2 separate regions of the Homo sapiens genome follow, and region 2 is linked to region 1. Evidence: chromatin contacts called from ENCODE Hi-C data. All regions are on one chromosome and are shown on one strand. Each heading gives the region's core, a stretch centred on a gene start or an enhancer-like site at or near the end of the contact. The rest is flanking DNA. Distances are from core to core; before and after follow the strand shown. Region 1 overlaps LRMDA (leucine rich melanocyte differentiation associated). Region 2 overlaps LRMDA (leucine rich melanocyte differentiation associated).

The links. A loop is a pair of places that touch in the nucleus more often than their neighbours do. Pooled maps may share reads with other maps.
Region 2: a loop to region 1 is called in a map of endothelial cell of umbilical vein, with 2.2 times the contacts of the local background. The contact joins two enhancer-like sites. A Hi-C loop is called at or near these places in 2 of 168 maps with a recorded cell type or tissue (endothelial cell of umbilical vein and heart right ventricle) and 1 of 50 pooled maps.

What each region holds. Positions count from the first base shown.
Region 1 is chr10:76,308,920-76,312,159 of GRCh38, forward strand. The region is part of intron 5 of LRMDA (leucine rich melanocyte differentiation associated); the gene reads left to right. All of the region lies in intron 2 of LOC112268057 (a long non-coding RNA gene), which reads right to left. Among named protein-coding and RNA genes, the nearest start is that of KCNMA1-AS1, 580 kb to the right of the region's middle. Within about 2 kb of position 1,370, at least 4 of the 41 ENCODE cell types and tissues checked have a DNase peak (open chromatin) inside an H3K27ac peak, as active enhancers do.
Region 2 is chr10:76,430,953-76,434,238 of GRCh38, forward strand. The region is part of intron 6 of LRMDA (leucine rich melanocyte differentiation associated); the gene reads left to right. Among named protein-coding and RNA genes, the nearest start is that of KCNMA1-AS1, 460 kb to the right of the region's middle. RefSeq lists an enhancer at 2,161-2,858. Within about 2 kb of position 1,524, at least 15 of the 41 ENCODE cell types and tissues checked have a DNase peak (open chromatin) inside an H3K27ac peak, as active enhancers do.

The sequences.
Region 1 (3,240 bases), core at 120-2,619:
CTTGTGATTATGTTTGTGTAAAGTCTTGGGGTCTTTGATCAAAGAATGGCATTTCAGGCCAGTCCCTAATCCTCACTGCCTTAAGATGTTTAAATGGGTTAAAAAAAAAAAAGTTGATAACAGCTGGGATTTAAATTTGCCTTTGCCCAGCTTTTGTTTTGAAAGGACTTCTATTATCCGTGGCTTCCCTTTTCGAGGCAAAGATGGATCATTGGGTAAACCAAAAAGGGAAAGAGGATATGGGAGGAAATGGGCGGGGACTCTGAATTAATCTTCTGAGGAAGAATGTTTGATCAGCGGGGAGGAGGGGATGAAAACCTCTGATGCTGACAGCAGGCACCTTTCTGATGAGGGTGTGATTGGCACCTTTGAAGCTTCAGTCAGGAGCCAGTGTCCAGTGGGTCAGAGCTTCCTCTGTCTGTGGGTGGTGGAGGTAATAATGAGGCAACTGGAAGGATTAATTGCGGACAAGCAGCAGGATTACGAGGAGGGCTTCTCAGCTCCAAAAGGAACAGTTCGAGGAAAGCCTCTGATCTGTCAGCCTTAGAGGAAATTAGTGGGAGCAGACTCGAGCAGGCTTAAAAAAAGGCATTTAGGATATTAAAGCGAAATGTGAAGAGGATATTAAAATAGGGCAAAAGGGCAAGGAGCGCTGATCTTGAAAGGCGGGTGTCTCCCTCTTATTACTAGGAATTTCCAAGTTTTGCCCAGATTTCACAGACACCTTATTTTTACAGTCCAGCAGAGAGATTTTACTTGCATTGCAACAAGTTAGGGGAGGGTCAGACTGGATTTGAGGTGGCACCCAAGGTCCTGTACAAAACTTGTTTGCTGTCCACCCTCTGGCAGTTTCAGAAGCTCCTGAAACTAAGGCTCCTGGTATAATTTTACAACAAGCCAGCGCATTACTGACATCCTATCTGCATTAGCTATCTGTTGTATGTTTTACTTCTTACCCTTCTGGTTCAAGTCTGGATGCTGCCAATAAATCCTGTGTTACCATTAAAGAGGCCATTCATCACGCTTCCTAATGCGATTAATCAAGATACACCACAGTACCCTTAAAATGAGATCATTTTGATAAATCATGTATGACATGAAAAGACTTTATTCCTTTTAAGTGCAATTTAGACTGTAATTTTTTTCCTCATTTATGATTCATGGGAGAAACATGGATAAAATTCCCTTGCACAGTTACACCTTATCTACAGCAATAACTCAAAACTGCTTTTAGATGAAAATTCAGGGTCTTATTCACCAAAGCTGAATGCCAGCTCATTATTTTCTGGCGTTCAGTAGTCCAAAAATAATGTCCGCACATTAAGCGGCATTCTCAAAAAAGTTGGAATTGGCCAGGCTCCAGGCACATCAATTACACTCCATCATCCTTAATAAGGAAGAAATATCAGATGTCCTCTTGGAGGTTTTTTGAATCAGTAATGCTCAGCCTTTACCTTCCCAATTTAGAATGATTGGGAAACAAAAATGGTAGTAACAAAAAAAGTATGGGAATTTCAGGGCCTTTACATGACTCTTCTCCTGTTGCATAAGTCTCAAAAGAGGTATTTTTTCCCTCCCATGCGGTTCATGCTTCCTTTTCCATTCCCCTTTTCTCATTTCACAAAGGAAACTACCATTTTGTTAGGTCTGAGTTTTGTTTCTAAGCTGCTGTATCTGTGATGCAGGCTTTCCCCTCACAGCTGTCACAATAATTTGGGAAACGATATTCATAACCTCCAATAGAAAAATAATTTGAAAATGTGCCTTCTGGTGAGATCCATCAAGTTTAAGGCCATATTTTTGGTTAAAAGGGAGACACTGATGCTATTCATTAAACTGAAAAATGGCTTGTTTTCCACTAATATTGAAATAAACTCTGGATGAATGTTAAGTCATGCTGGCATGCACTCTTATTGAAAGCAAAAGGAAAACACAGATATATTTAATTTGGACATGTAAAGTCAACAGAGTTTTAGGTCTTTCATGAGAAAGGGAATCAGGAAGATTGGCTGAAACAAATGTGAACAATTAGAAGTTCATTTGCCTCTTGCAAAGAGTGAGAGCATTTAAAGAGGGATTCAGTGTCTGAGAACTATAGACTCACTTGCATTTTTTTTTCAACCCCTGGTACCTATGAATAAAGAAATAAAGACTTGATCAACATGTAATTTATTTCCCTGCTGTTCTTAGAGATTCATTTGGGAAGCAGAACAAAAGCCAGTATTTGACTCTGTTTTTAAGTAACCCAAGAATGCACACGTATCCTATTCATGCCCACTTAACATAAATGCAGCAAAACTCAAGTTTATTTGGGTTATCACATTTATGCTAATGCTCTGTACTTTAATCGGATAGAAACTGACATAAAACAAAAGTTCCTTGCATATTATTCACACATTTAAATGAAATTTCCTGTGCTTTTAATTTTTTCTAATATGAAGAGTCAATTAAGAATCTAAGGCCATTAAGGCTGCACTTGCCTTGTTTAGGTTTCCATTTCACATTTATGACTTTCTATTTTTGTGAAAAAAGATCTGTAAATTTGAAAAATATGCACGTATCTCATTAAAAAAGTTTCCCAGCTCTAGCAACACTCAGCAAATCTCCAAAGAATGCAAGTTTAAAACATAAATATTTTAAGGCCCCATAAAATTGGCAGTAAATATTTTTCCCCCTTTAATACCATGTTCATTTCATTCCAATTTACTACCACGATTATATTTTCCAAAGCGGCTTTTAATACAATACACAATTATTTCATATGGGGTTGGGTAGGTCGCCTCATTAAGCCTGCAAAGATCAGGCCTCTTGTGATCCCCACAAATATACTTGCATTTACTCCTAATTAAAATGGCCCTCTTAAATTGTCTCAAGTTCATTAATATAAATAAGAAGCTAAGCAAAATAGCCACAGTTGAACAGTTAGCAGGGCAAGATGACCAGGTCCCCAAACCTCACACAGAGCAGACTGTGGTATGTATGCAGTGGTGCCCTGCCACCTGTTGGCTCTGCTTACACATAACAGGGTATTGATGTCCCTCATGGTGGTGCAGTAACCCTCTCTGACCCCTATCCCTAGTTCATCATCCCCAAGAGAAAAGAAGAGGCCTTTGAGAATCCCAGGCCTCCTGATTTCCCCCATCATTCATTTCCTTGGCTACATGTTTCTCCTGCTAATGCTAAAAATTTATGGCTGAGCACATTAAGGGCAGTGCGAGTCCTTCCCTACTTCTGGATTAT
Region 2 (3,286 bases), core at 274-2,773, 120 kb after region 1:
TGAATTAAAAACCACCTAATAGACTTCAGGGACACTAGGAAGACTCTGATGATTTCAAGAATTCATAATCCTTATTCTATGCTGACATTGAAATTTTACAAGTGGAGCTTTATCTCTACAGTTCAAGGCTTTGGTTTCTGGTGAAAAATATGTCTCTCCCTGGGAGGAAGAAGCAGATTAACCTATTATCAGTTATTTACATCTGGGTGGAAAAAAAAGATCTAAATATTTTCTGAATGCTTTAAGTAGAGAACAAGCAAGATAATAACTAGGTGCTTGGGGAGTGAATTTACGTGTTTGAGGCGGGCTGATGCAGAGAGGAGCATGGATGCGAACGGGCCCATAACTAGGAGCTTTTTGCTGTTGAAAAGCAACTTTGCTGACTGCACAGTTTGTGTGAGCCCTCCTACAGCTCAGTTCTCTCCTCACATCAGCCTGCTTCCCTGGGTGACGACAGTGTTAAAAGCACAGACTTCAGAGTTAGACTGCATAAGTTCAAATCACTTCTCTACTACTTGCAAATTCTGGGGCTTGAGAAAGTCACTAGTCTCCTGTATGTAGCTCAGTTTTCTCATTTTTAAAAGTGACAATAATGGTGCCTTGCTCTAGGGCAGTTATAAATGTAACATCCTCATAATAACCAATAATAAGAGTATAATCAGTGCTGCCTGTTGTTATTATCCCAGTGGATGATAACTTAGACCTATGCTGGATTCGTTGTCATTGGTGATGGTGGTGGTGCTGTGGATGATAAAGAGATGATAGATCCTGATATGGTTTGGTTGTGTCCCCACCTAATTCTCAACTTGAATTCCCACATGTTGTGGGAGGAACCTGGTGGGAGGTAATTGAATAATGGGGGTGGTCTCCCGTGCTGTTCACATGATAGCGAATAAGTTTCACAAGATTTTATGGCTTTAAAAAACGGGAATTTCCCTGTACAAGCTCCCTTCTCTTGTCTGCTGCCATGTGAGACATGCCTTTCACCTTCTGCCATGATTGTGAGGCCTCCCCAGCCACGTGAAACTGTAAGTCCAATAAACCTCTTTATTTTGTAAATTGTCCAGTCTCAGGTATGTCTTTATCAGCAGTGTGAAAATGGACTAATACAGATCCTAAATATAGCAAGTGTACTGGTGCTTAATTTCCCTTTGTAAAACTTGAGTCCTGGCTGATTATCTCCAAACTTTCCCTTGACTTCTTTCCCTGTATTTTAGTTCCAGTGTGTATAAAAGTGAAAGCTGAACTTTCTGAAATGTCGTGGGTGTGGGCCTGGGGGTGCTGCTGGTGTGGTGCTCCTTTACTGGCTCTGTCTTGCCATAGATCTCCACAGAGCCCTGAGCTGTAGGGCTGTTGATGACAAAAAGAGAACATAAAATGCTAGAGGAAAGATCATTCTAACACGGTGCAAATCCCCAAACCTTCCCTACAATTTCTCTGTCTCCCATGCCTCACCCAAAGCAACATTTGGCCTAGAAGGGAACTTTGAGATGATCTGGCCCCATGCCTTTCACACTGAGCTATGCGGAATTCTAGCATTCCAATGAGACTTGTCAGAGGTGCAGGGGGAACAAGTGGTGACCCATCAGGGTGGAGCTAACAGGGCTCCCAAAGCTGGCTTCCAAATCCATTTTTATCCATTCAATACACTGGGGTCTAAAGGAAAATATCATTTAATGAAAAAATTTTATTGTCTAATGTAACAACAGAAGGTTCAAGCATCAGTGATCTAGTCCATCTTGTTCATTTTACAGATGAGGCGCAGAATAGGCTTATCACTGGCTCATGTCACTGCCAGTTAGTCATGGACCCTAGCCTTGAAATTGCTCTTTGGAAACCCCACTGTTTCCAGTATTGTGTCTGCATAGTGGCTTCCACGGGCCGAGGGCTCACCTCATTGCCCCCTCCCCACATGCCCTAGCTGGTCTCTTGAATGACTATAGCACTAGCATGTGGTGGCCATGTGTGCCACCAGTGCCACCACCCTAATGGCAGCTGTGATTATCAGCACAGAGGCCCAGGAAGAAGGACAGAATGGACTGCTGGCGGATGAATTGGGAGGGGAGGGAATGGGCAGAAGTGGAGCCACATTGAACTCAGAAGTATAAGTGAAGAACCCACTATAATGTTGCATGGGGCCTTGTTCAGCAAAGGAAGATTGCTGTCTCCCAGTCCAGTGCAGCTGAATTAAGTGATCTGGCCAGGGTGGCAGTGGGGCCTGTGTTCCTTCTCACAGGTATCTGTGTTAATGGGCACCCCTGCCTGGAGCCGCCAGTGTAGCTGCTTGGATTTCTTATTCTTTTATTTCCATCCTGTCTCCTTGTTTTCTGTCACTGTGTCATGTCAAATCATTGTCAGGTGGCAGACACCACACCCCCCAAGTACAAAGGTATCAGGTTTCAGGACACAGGCTGAAATGAATATAATAATGGGAGCCAGAACGAGGCACAGACCACTTAGCAGGCAAGGAAACAGCTAATAAGTGTTGTTAGTGGTTTCCATGGGGAGGACCTGGCGTGCATTTCTTGGACAGGCAGGTGGAGCACGGCCTGTCCTGGGGTCCAGCTACAGACAGGCTTGTGCGATTAGTATTGATGCCTGTCACTTTGTGGCTGCCAAGCTGTTGATTCTGTGAAAGACCAAAGACTCTGGTTATCTGGTAATCAACACTGCTCTCAGGAACGCACTGGGGAAACAGAAATAGGCTTTCCTGAGTATTGACTGAAGCCATGGATCATGTTGCTGGTTTGTGTTTTCCTCTAGCCCCAGCCCTGAGATTGCTCCAGCCTGTTCTTCACCTGCAGTGCCAGGTAACCATTCTTATTTGTCATGGGATCAAATTCTAACCCTCTTAGAGTGAGCCCATCCAAATGCTCTGACTCAGCTGAACACTGATGTAACCAGGGTGACTTGGGCGACAGCATAGGAAATAAGAATGCATTTGCATGTCAAGGTGGAAATTCAGTCTCTCACCTTTGACAAATTCCCACACCTTTGACAAATTCCCAAATCCAAATGCATGGTTGACGCTTAGGCTTCTTCTTATCCCACTCCACCTCACCTTTGCTTTTTTAAAGGCTCTTTAAAAATATAAACATTAAAATCCAAAAGGGTTAGTAACAGAAGAATAAAAAATATAATTCGTTTTCTCTCCTAATTCATTTTCTTGGTAACTGTTGCCTTCTCATATCCTCTTCTTTCTTTCTTTTTTGTATTCAAGAACTTTAATATCTTATTTTTCCAAAACATCAATGTCCTGATTATAGTGAACCTTGAACAGACATCT